Linked DNA regions of Homo sapiens: region 1 is linked to region 2. Evidence: chromatin loops called from intact Hi-C (ENCODE). Cell type or tissue: B cell. All regions are shown on one strand. Each heading gives the region's core, and the rest is flanking DNA. Links, peaks and the distances in the headings are about the cores only. Region 1 has its middle 8.5 kb from the start of GHRH. Region 2 has its middle 7.0 kb from the start of BLCAP.

Region 1 (5,372 bases), core at 97-5,096, 260 kb before region 2:
GAAAAAACGGGCTGCTTGGTGGCAGCCTGGTGGCGGGGAGGGCTGGGAGCCATCTTGGTGACAGGCTTTATTTGCAGTAAATTCTCAAACCCACTGAGAAAGAGCATAGTGGGGCGGGGGGTGGGGGAGGATGGGGAGCCAGAAAGAACCCGGAGAATGAAAACCCAGCCCCTTCCACCGATTCCCACCGCCGCCTTGTCCTTGTCCTCTGAGTGATGATGAGAACGCCTCGGTGGCCGCCCAGCTCACTTTCCCAGGACGTGTTTTAACCCAGCGTTAATTAGTGATTGTGGCTGCATCTAGGGCTGGGGGCTTGAGCTGAAGAAAGAAAGTACCCCAGAGAAAGGCAGACTTTAAAAGGCCCCAAAAGGCTGGGGCAGTGAGGCTCTGTGGAGAGGGAGACAAGCCGTGCATTTGTGTTGCAAATTTCCAGTGTGTGCAAGCCAGCCATTCAATGAGGGCGATGCTACTGGCAGCCGGCATGGGGGTGGGGAGGGAAAGGAAGTCCACAAAGGGGGCCTGTCTGAGGACCTCAGACCCTGCTTTGTAAAAGCTGCTTTCATCCCCCTCCCTGGTTGATGGCAGTGTTCCCAGTCCAAGGCCACTGTGCAAGGATCCAGAGGCCTGGACCCCAGACTCCCAGATTCTCTTGACCCTCCCCACTTGCCCTTCTAGGCCTGTTTTTGTGGCATCAGCAGCAGCAGGTGTCTGAGTGCTCCAGGGTACTGTGTCAGAGGAGACCAGGTTTAAGTGGTGTGGGCTTGCTAGGTGGCTTCAGGCAAAGTCACTTAACCTCCCTGAGTGTCAGTTTCCTCTTCTGTAAAATGGAGATGATGTGGTCCTTTCCCCTGCTTCACAGGGTCCTACCCAAACAGAAGGGCCTGTGATTGGATGGCAGCTCAGAGCTTCATTTCTTTCTCAAAAAGTCTGCATCTGGGAAAGTCATTAGAAGAGCTCTTTTAATGAAGAGATGAGGTTGATTGTACTTAGCAAATCAATGAAGCAACTCTGGGTTCCTTGGAAATGTTACTCCCACGAGTATTTTAATTTTTTTTTTCTTTTGAGATGGAGTTTAGCTCTTGTTGCCCAGGCTGGAGTGCAATGGCATGATCTCAGCTCACAGCAACCTCCACCTCCCGAGTTCAAGCGATTCTCCTGCCTCAGCCTCCCCAGTAGCTGGGATTGCAGGCGTGCACCACCATGCCAGACTAATTTTGTGTTTTTAGTAGAGATGGGATTTCACCATGTTGGCCAGGCTGGTCTCGAACTCCCAACCTCAGGTGATCCACCCACCTCAGCCTCCCAAAGTGCTGGGATTACAGGCGTGAGCCACCGCACCCGGCACTAATTTTTTTTTTTTTTAAGACAGTCTCGTTCTGTCACCCAGGCTGGAGTGCAGTGGCGCGATCTCTGCCCACTGTAACCTCCGCCTTCCAGGTTCAAGCAATTATCCTGCCTCAGCCTCCCAAGTAGCTGAGACTATGGGCACAAGCCACCATGCCCAGCTAATTTTTGTATTTTTAGTAGAGACAGGGTTTCACCATGTTGGCCAGGCTGGTCTTGAACTCCTGACCTCAAGTGATTTGCCTGCCTCGGCCTCCCAAAGCGCTGGGATTACAGGCGTGAGCCACTGCACCTGGCCCATGAGTATTTTAAACATTCACCTTGCTTGGAATCTTTGGGCCTGCCACAAGTCAATTAGGCACACTAACCAGGTTGTTTTTTGAGTTGGTAGACTTGGTGCAGGTGCCACGCCTGCTGCATAGGAGGCTGTCCCCAGCTGATCCTCGGGTAACCTTTCCCTGGTGAAGATATGACCATACTTCAAAAGCCCCCTTGGAGGCCATCTCTTCAAGAAGCATCCTCCCTCCCTGGCCTTGCCTGTGGTTGAGTGATTTTATAATTTTATATGCAGAAAATTGTCTCCTTTCCTGAGACCCTTGGGATGCCTGGGACCAAATCTTTGAGCCCTCTAAAGCTTTCTAATCAAAGTGTGGTCCATAGACCAGCAGTATTGACAGCACCTGGGGGCTTGTTAGGAATGCAGAATGTCAGGCTCCACTCTGGACCAATTGAATCAAAGGCTAAAATCTGTGAGGATTCTAAAGGCATTAGGCACCCTGGTGTCTAAATGCCCGGGATTCTGATCAGGTAGGAGGGCCATGGCCTCAGACAGCCGGGAGATGTCGCTGTTCCCCAGTCATTGGAGTTGTCAGGTTTTGCTACCAAATGCCAGAGGCCCCGCCTGTGGGGCTTTGTTCGCTGTGAAATCCCAGGACTACGAAAGGGTCAGGTCAAGTTTGTCATGCCACCTTTTCATCGGCCACTCAACCTGCGCCTCCTCCCATCTTTCCCTGACCGTTGCTGCCCTGGGTTCTCAGCTATGTTTCCAGATAGGGAAGACTGTGTGATCCCCAAGCCCAGCCCTGCCCCAAGCCCAGCCCTGCCCCAGGATCTCAGGAGAAAGCCCACAGGAGAAAGGGCATCTGGCCAGGCGCAATGGCTCATGCCTATAATACCAGCACTTTGGGAGGTTGAGGTGGGTGGATCACTTGAGGCCAGGAGTTCAAGACCGACCTCGGCGACATGGTGAAACCCCATCTCTACGAAAAATACAAAAATTAGCTGAGCTTGGTGGCATGCGCCTGTAATCCCAGCTACGTGGGAGGCTAAAGCAGAAGAATCACTTGAACTTGGGAGGCGGAGTTTGCAGTAAGCCGAGATCATGCCACTGCACTCCAGTTAGGACAACAGAGCAAGACTCTGTCTCAAAAAAAAAAAAAAAAGGAAGTGCATCCTACAGAGTCTCCCTCAGCCTGGCTCATCAGGCAAGAAGAGCTCAGACCAGCAAGGAGGGGGTGTCTACAGGGAGGACCGCCCTCGCTTGGAATCTCTGAGTTGGGGGATCTTAGTGACAACAGGACCTGCAGACACAGTGAGAAGAATTCCCATGATTTGAGTGTCCACAGGCAAAAGTCAAGGCCTGCTTGGGACTTCAGCTTCCAGTTTCTACTTCCCATGTCAGAGCCAGGTTATCTCACGGTCTTACTTCCCCTCTGTGGTTACAGTGCAGTTAAAGGAACCCTAATAGCCTCGACTGCAGCAAACTCAGGTTTGAGTCAGGGCCAAACGGCCCTCACTCCAGACTAGAAGCAGAGTCATTGGGGTTTCCCTCTAGGGTCTGGAGCTCCCACTCTCTGGGCCTTTCCCACCCTGCCTGGTTTAGTCCCTGAACACCCAGGCCACAGAGCAGAAGGAAGAGCAGCCTCCACACCCAGGCCCCCAGCTCCTGACTCCCCAGTGGCTGGGCCCTGTTGAAGCTGGAACCTCTTCTAAGGCCCAGAACCTGGAATCCATGGCTGAGTGAGACCTGGCTCCCTGCCTAGCTCCTGTCCCCCTGGGGTCAGCCCCAGTCACCACCACCCAATGACTCACGGAGTCTAGCTGTCCTGGATTTCCGCAGTCTAGCAGTAACATCTACATGCCAGTCACGTAACATACGTGATCTCATCTCATTCAACAACCTTGAGCCTTAGGAACACATAGTGCTCTCATTTCATGGTGGAAGAAGCTGAGTCTTGGAGATATTGGGTAACTCGTCCAATCTCATACAGACGGTACATGGAGAGGCCGGGGTTAGGAGTGGGGCTTGCCTGCCTCCAGACAAGCTCGCCTGCCCCGGAACAGTGCTATCCCTGACCCTGCCTCAGCAGCCCAGGGCTAATTTCTGCCAGCTTGATTTCCCATGGATTGGTATCAGCAGGGTCCATGTGGGTCCTGCGAGGTGGAGTGATAAAGGTGACAAGTGAGGACACTGCAATGGAAGATGGCACTGCACTTTACATTTGCACTTGTCATGGTGATAGTGACATTTCTGATTAACATCAGAACTTTGGTCTGCTGATTTCACCCGTGAACTTGGAGCCAGAAGTCCCAGGATCCATCTGATCTCTGACCCAATTGCCACGTCCTTCAGGTGAGAGATGGTCCCAGGCATGCACAAACATTCCAGGATATTAATTGATGATGAAAAGTCATCATTAATTTATTGGCATATTTTGTCTTTTATTCCTGCCTCCTTCCATCCTTTGATAATTTATCCATCAGATATCGATGTAATAATACCCATCAGGTGCTAAGTGCTGTGTTTGGTGTCCAGGAGCCAAGGAAGTGTAAAGCACAATTCAAATGAACTGATATTTATCAAGTGCCGCTATGTGCCATTCACCGAGTTGGGGGCTCCAGGCATTCTGTGGACTTGCTTTGGTGCAATTTTCATCCTAGCTAGACAAGTGGGCAAACAGATAATTACACAGTGTGATATACACAGTCTATAATCGAGGTGCATACAAGGAGCTGTGGGAGCAGAGTGGGTGTGGCCTTCACCCTGCTAAGGAGCAGGAAAGGCTTTGCCTAGGATGTAACTTTTTTTTGGGAGGGGGGCACAAGCTCTCACTCTGTCGCACAGACTGGAGTGCAGTGGCACGATCTTGGCTCACTGCAAGCTCCGCCTCCCGGGCTCAAGCGATTCTCCTGCCTCAGCCTCCGGAGTAGTGGATTACAGGTGCGCGTCACTACCGCCCGGCTAATTTTTGTATTTTTAGCAGAGATGGGGTTTCACCATGTTGGCCAGGCTGGTCTTGAATGCCTGACCTCAAATAATCCACCCCCCTCAGCCTCCCAAAGTGTTGGGATTACAGGTGTGAGCCACCTCGTCTGGCTCCTTTTTTTTGGAAACAAGGTCTCACTCTGTCACCCAGGCTGGAGTGCAGTGGCATGATCTGGGCTCACTGCAACCTCTGCCTCCTGGGCTTGGGTGATTCCCCCACCTCAGCCTCCTGAGTAGCTGGGGCTACAGGCACGTGCCACCATGCCAGGCTACTTTTGTATTTTTTGCAGAAACGGGGTTCCTCCATGTTGCCCAGGCTGGTCTAGAACCTGTGGGGTCAAGCAATCCACCTGCCTCAGCCACCCAAAGTGCCGGGATTATAGACGTGAGTCACTGTGCCCGGCCAGGATGTGACTTTTAAGCTGGATCTTGAAGAAAGAGGAAAAATTAATCCAGCCTGAGCAAAGGCTTGGAGGCCTGGTTAGTGAACAACAAATTATTTGGTGTGGCTGGAGTGAGGGTCCTCACATCTTTCTGGGCTTCGGACCTGGACCCCAGATTCAGTTGTCCAGGGTAGGGCCCAGGGTTCTGAATTTTTAACTAGGGCCTCAAGTGATTCTGGTACAGGTGCGAGGTCCCACAGACTGGGAAACTCGGGCCTGTGGCTTCAGCGGCAAGAAATGTGGATGAATCTGGAACAATGCATTAGGGCCAAGCTGTGCAGGGTGTTAAATGCCATGCTAAGGAATTTGGACCTGTCTTG
Region 2 (5,372 bases), core at 171-5,170:
TAAAATTTTGCTGAGCCAAACTCAACTTCCTACCAAGGCTTCCCCAACTTGCTCCCACCCACCAGACACCTGGAGTCACCCATGACTCCTGCTCCCTCTTGCTCCATACTCCTCAACTCTTGCCCATTGCTCCTGAATTTCCTTTAGGCCTTTTCTGTCCCCACTGCCAAAGTTTGGTCCAGGCCACCATCCCTTCTCCCCTGAACCCTGCAGCAACCTCCTCACTGGTCTCTCTGCTGCCTGTCTCACCCAGAACCTTCATCTTCCACCCAGGATGATTTTTTCTTTTTTTTTTTTGAGACGGAGTCTTACTTTGTAGCCCAGGCTGGAGTGCAGTGGTGCGATCTCAGCTCACTGTGACCTCTGCCTCCCAGGTTCAAACGATCCTCCCACCTCAGCTTCCCCAAGTAGCTGGGAGTTCAGGTGCACACCACCAAGCCCAGCTAATTTTTGTATTTTTAGTAGAGGTGGGTTTCACCATGTTGGACGGGCTGGTCTCAAACTCCTGACCTCAGGTGATCAGCCTGCCTGGCCTCCCAAAGTGCTGGGATTACAGGAATGAGCCACCATGCCTGGCCCAGGATGATCTTTGTAAAATGACCTTGTCACTCTTCTTGAGGTGGTGTCCCCTGTCCCCTGTCCTCATCTGTCAAGATCTTCCCCAGTCTTTAAAGGCCCAGATCAAATGCCACCTCCTCCATGAAGCCTTTGCATTCATTCATCAAATATTTTTTGGTTACCTAAAATGTGCCAGGCACTGTGCTAGGCATGGAAGATAGAAAAGAGAATAAGAGCTGGGCACAGTGGCTCGTGCTTGTAATCCCAACACTTTGGGAGGCCGAGGCAGGTGAATCACTTGAGCTCAGGAGTTTGAGACCAGCCTGGGTGACATGGTGAAACCTTGTCTCTACAAAAAATAAAAATAAAAAAATTAGCTGGGCGTGGTGGTGCGCATCTGTGGTCCTAGCTACTTGGGAGGCTGAAGTGGGAGGATTGCTTGAGTCCGGGAAGTTGAGGCTGCAAGTGAGTCATGATCATGGCACTGCACTCTGGGTGCAGTGCCTGGTGACAATGCCTGGGTGACAGAGGGAGACCCTATCTCAAAAAAAAAAAAAAGAATATATATATGTTTTCTAAAAAGACACTACAGACAGTCTGGAGAGATGGGCAATTATGCAATGCCAATGCATGTGCATTTTCTGTCTGTTAACCCCCATGAGACCGTGAGCTCTTGGAGGGCAGGGTTCATTTTGGGTCTGGTAGGAAGGAAGAGGCAGTAACTGTTGAATGAATAAGTGAATGATTGAAAGGCTAGACCGAGCTCCTCCCTTTGTCATGTATCCTCCAAGTCTCTGATTCAGCTGGTAACCAGGTCTATGGAATTCAGTTGGGACTGGATGGCAAATTTGGGGCTAAATGATAAAGAATCAGGAAATGGTTATGTTATGAATAGAACAATGTTTTGTGAAATCACAATACTTACTTTCCTATACATCAGTCTGCTTGACAATTACTTTAAAAAAAATCAACATTATCTCCTTACCAATACTTATATATTCAGGAAATTCTACCTGTAATGGAACAATAGTTAAATGTTAAAGCACTAAAGAAGCTATGTGATATCAAAAGATTTTAAAAGGGATAAAAAACATTATTACCAAGGTGACCAGAGAATGGAGTAAGCTCCAGGATGGCGCAGACTGCAGCCAGAATGCAAGGGTTCATTTCCATTCTACATTTACTGGCTGTATGTCATTGAGCAAGTTAATAAACCTCTCTGTCCCTCAGTTTCTCCATCTGTGAAATGGGGACACATTTGACTCTACCTCATGTGATCATTTGTGGGAATTCAATGAGTTTGTGTTATAAAATGCTTAGAATAACACTGGTTGGCCGGGTGCAGTGGCTCACACCTGTAATCCCAGCACTTTGGGAGGCCAGAGCAGGTGGATTACCTAAGGTCAGGAGTTCGAGACCAGCCTGGCCAATATGGTGAAACCCCGTCTCTACTAAAAATACAAAAATTAGCTGGGTGTGGTGATGCACGCCTGTAATCCCAGCTACTAGGGAGGCTGAGGCAGGAGAATCACTTGAATCCAGGAGGCAGAGGTTGCAGTGAGCAGAGATCACGCCATTGCATTCCAGCCTGGGCAACAAGAACAAAACTCCATCTCAAAAAATAAAAGACTAGCACGGGTTACATAGTTAGTACCCTTAATTACCTATTGTTACAAATATGTAAAATTATCCTGGGGACTGGAGGCACTGTGGGAGCCCTGGCAGGGAGGGCCTCTCCCCACCATGGCTTTTAAGGTGTCAGGACAACTGGGTTTAAATCCCTGACCTACTTTCCTGACCTTGGGAAATGTTCCCAACTCTAAGGCCCTTTTGTTCCACACTTCTCAGGGCTTTCTCAGATGGGAAGCAAGTATGCTATTTTAGCCAGGTCTGTGGTGACACCTAATGGTAAAATGGGGAACTGCCTGATCTTACTAAACTTCCATCAACCTATTAATAGTACAAGCAATAACTATATATCACGCTCTTACCATGTGCCAGAAACTGAAAGCTGTGTGAACTGTCTTAGTTCACAGCTTAGGCTGACTGATTTAACCAATCAGCAAGTCCTGACAGCCCTGCCTCCAAAATAAGTCACAACCTAGCCCATCTTCTTATATCACCACTGCCTCCATGCTTGACCAAGCCACCACCACCCAGACACCAGCCTCCACCTCCCCATCACCTCTTCCCACTTCTTCTCTTGCTCTCCAGTCCATCTAAATCCTAAAGAAATGGGAGGGTCAGTGGGAGGTTTTAAAGAGGAAAGTGATCTGATCTGACTTGCTTTTTTTTTGAGACTGAGTCTCGCTCTCGTTGCCCAGGCTGGAGTGCAATGGTGCAATCTCGGCTCACTGCAACCTCCACCTCCCGGGTTCAAGCGATTCTACTGCCTCAACCTCATGAATAGCTGGGATTATAGGTGCCTGCCACCATGCCCAGCTAATTTTTTGTATTTTTTTAGTAGAGACGGGGTTTCCCCATGTTGGCCAGAATTCAGGCTGGTCTCAAACTCCTGACCTCAGGTGATCCACCCACCTCGGCCTCCCAAAGTGCTGGGATTACAGACGTGAGCCACCGTTCCTGGCCACGACTTCCATTTTTAAAAGATCACTGTAGCTGATGTAAATGGATTGGAGAGCGAGAGAGGAAGTGGGGAGGTGGTGGGGAGGTGGAGGCAGGTCTGGGTGGTGGTAGCCTGGTTAAGCATGAAGGCAGTGGTGATACAGGAAAGTAGGCTAGTTTGTGACTTTCTTTGGAGGCAGGGCTGTCAGGACTTGCTGATGGGTTAAATTGTTCAGTAGGTAGTTAGTCAGACATGGTCAGGGCAGGAGAGCTCTTCCCCCTGCCTCCCCACCCACCAGGATTCTCAGGCGACCATCAGGTGATGGTCAGGTGGTTGTTAAAACTGTCTCTCTAAAATAATAATTGGTTGCAGCTGGCGTCAGAAAAGGTGGTAGACTGAAACACCTGAAACTGGTGATCAGCAGCTTCCTGATAAGATCACAGGAGTTGGGTGAGTGGGCTCAAGAATGCGCACTATGAGGCAAAATGGTGGGGTTTAAGTGGTATGTGGCCTTCTAGGAACACTCGAATGGTAAGGGAAGAATGCCTCAAGTGAGCATGTGTACAACTGCAGTAAACACACTGCGCATGCGGCCCGTCCCAAGTGTGGGCAGGCCCCTGTGCATGCAGACAGCCCACCCCAAGGGAAGAATCAGGGGAGAAGTAACGCAACTCCAGAAGCATGCCAACGTATAAGACCCCAAGTCAAAGGTCAAACCACACACTTGACTCTCTCAAGTCGCCAGCTTGGCCCCCTTCCAAGTGTACTTTACTTCCTTTCATTCCTGCTCTAAAGCTTTTTAATAACCTGAAACCACCTTTGCAAAATTATGACTGAGACAGTGAAAGAGATCCAATTTAACAGACTCTTGCTTCGAACCTCCAAGCTGTCCTTGTTCATTCCTGGGTGTAGGCCGAACGAACTTTGGGAGAAACTTAGTTTATGGTTTATAGTTTAAACAAAGACGGTACCAGCCCTTTCCCAAAGCAGACTTCCTTCTTGCCTGGAGACTAGATTGCCTTTGTAGGACTAATATTAGCCACAAGATTAGAAATTATGGTTTAGGAGTCATGCAGCTGGAGGCTCAAGATTCTGAACTCTTGAGATCAATGCTTGAGATATTTTGCAGACCCTGCACTTGATGGATCAGCTGGCCCCACTCAAATCAATAAACTGGCTCATCTGATCTTGTGGCCCCCACCCAGGAACTGACTGAACCCAAGAAGACAGCTCCGACTCCCTATGATTTCATCTCTGACCAATCAGCACTCTTGGCTCACTGGCTTCCCCCACCTATCAAGCTATCCTTAAAAACTGCTCCCCAAATGCTCGGGGAGACTGATTTGAGTAATAATAAAACTCCGGTCTCCCGCACAGCTGGCTCCGTGTGAATTACTTTCTCAATTTCAATTCCTGTGTCTTGATATCGGTTCTGTATAGGCAGCAGGCAAGGTGAACCCCTTGGGCAGTTACAAAACTTTCACTCCTGCTCTGGAAACTTGCCTTGGTTTCTCACTTATGCCACCTGGATTGAGTTCTGTCTTCTGAGGAGGCAAGAACTGAAGTTGCTGCAGACCCATATGGATTCACCACCAGTAACAAAACCAATCCATTGCTCCTCTCCTTGGCCTGTAAGACCCTGTGTGATATGACCATGACCCAAGTTGCTCCCTTCTCATTCTCAGAGGTTCAGTCACACTGACCTGCTCTTTTGGTCTCTGCAACAGACATGATGGCTTACGTCTGTGCTCACTCAGATTCCTTTATCTTTGATGGGTTAAGGAGAGGACTCAAGGATCAATCTTGGAATTTTGGCTTGAAAAATAGATGGATTTACTGAAATGAGTAAAACCTAGGGAAGAGCAGATTTAGGCAGACTATCTTGAGTTCAGTTGCCCAGAGGATGGAGAATCCTTTTTGTTCTGTTTGTCTCAGATTATCCCAGGAGATTGCCCCTGACACAGGAATGGGAGGCGGTAATAGGTGTCAGTGTTGCTCAAAGAGACCCCTGGGCTTCTGCTGCCCTGGCCATTGTATGGGATAGTGCCAATGACTCTTTCTGAAGAGTCAACAAAAGAATAACAGAAATCAGAGTGCTTTTCAATACTTATTGCTCAAGAGGATACTTTTGATTATTTCTTGGAGAAGCCAGATGGGCCCACAGATGCATTAGAATAGGAACTTCTTTCTGGCAAATGAGTCCATTGAGGTGGAAATTTATTTGAAAGACTCAGGTTAATGTGATTCC

What was found. A loop is a pair of places that touch in the nucleus more often than their neighbours do. Peaks named below come from ENCODE experiments on the same cell type or tissue, not always from the same donor. Only the 100,000 strongest peaks of a DNase experiment are listed, where the experiment ranks them.
Region 1: it touches region 2 in a loop (22-fold over the local background); 107 of 110 quality-filtered maps call a loop at or near these places.

What each region holds. Positions count from the first base shown.
Region 1 is chr20:37,267,674-37,273,045 of GRCh38, forward strand. No RefSeq gene overlaps it. Among named protein-coding and RNA genes, the nearest start is that of GHRH, 8.5 kb to the left of the region's middle. RefSeq lists enhancers at 204-750, 751-1,298, 2,812-2,881. In B cell, for the core only: CTCF peaks have their summits at 2,184 (motif pointing right) and 2,384; DNase peaks (open chromatin) are centred at 2,188 and 3,028; H3K27ac peaks cover 1,235 bases.
Region 2 is chr20:37,532,148-37,537,519 of GRCh38, forward strand. No RefSeq gene overlaps it. Among named protein-coding and RNA genes, the nearest start is that of BLCAP, 7.0 kb to the left of the region's middle. In B cell, for the core only: CTCF peaks have their summits at 2,437 (motif pointing left) and 2,647; a DNase peak (open chromatin) is centred at 2,494; H3K27ac peaks cover 324 bases.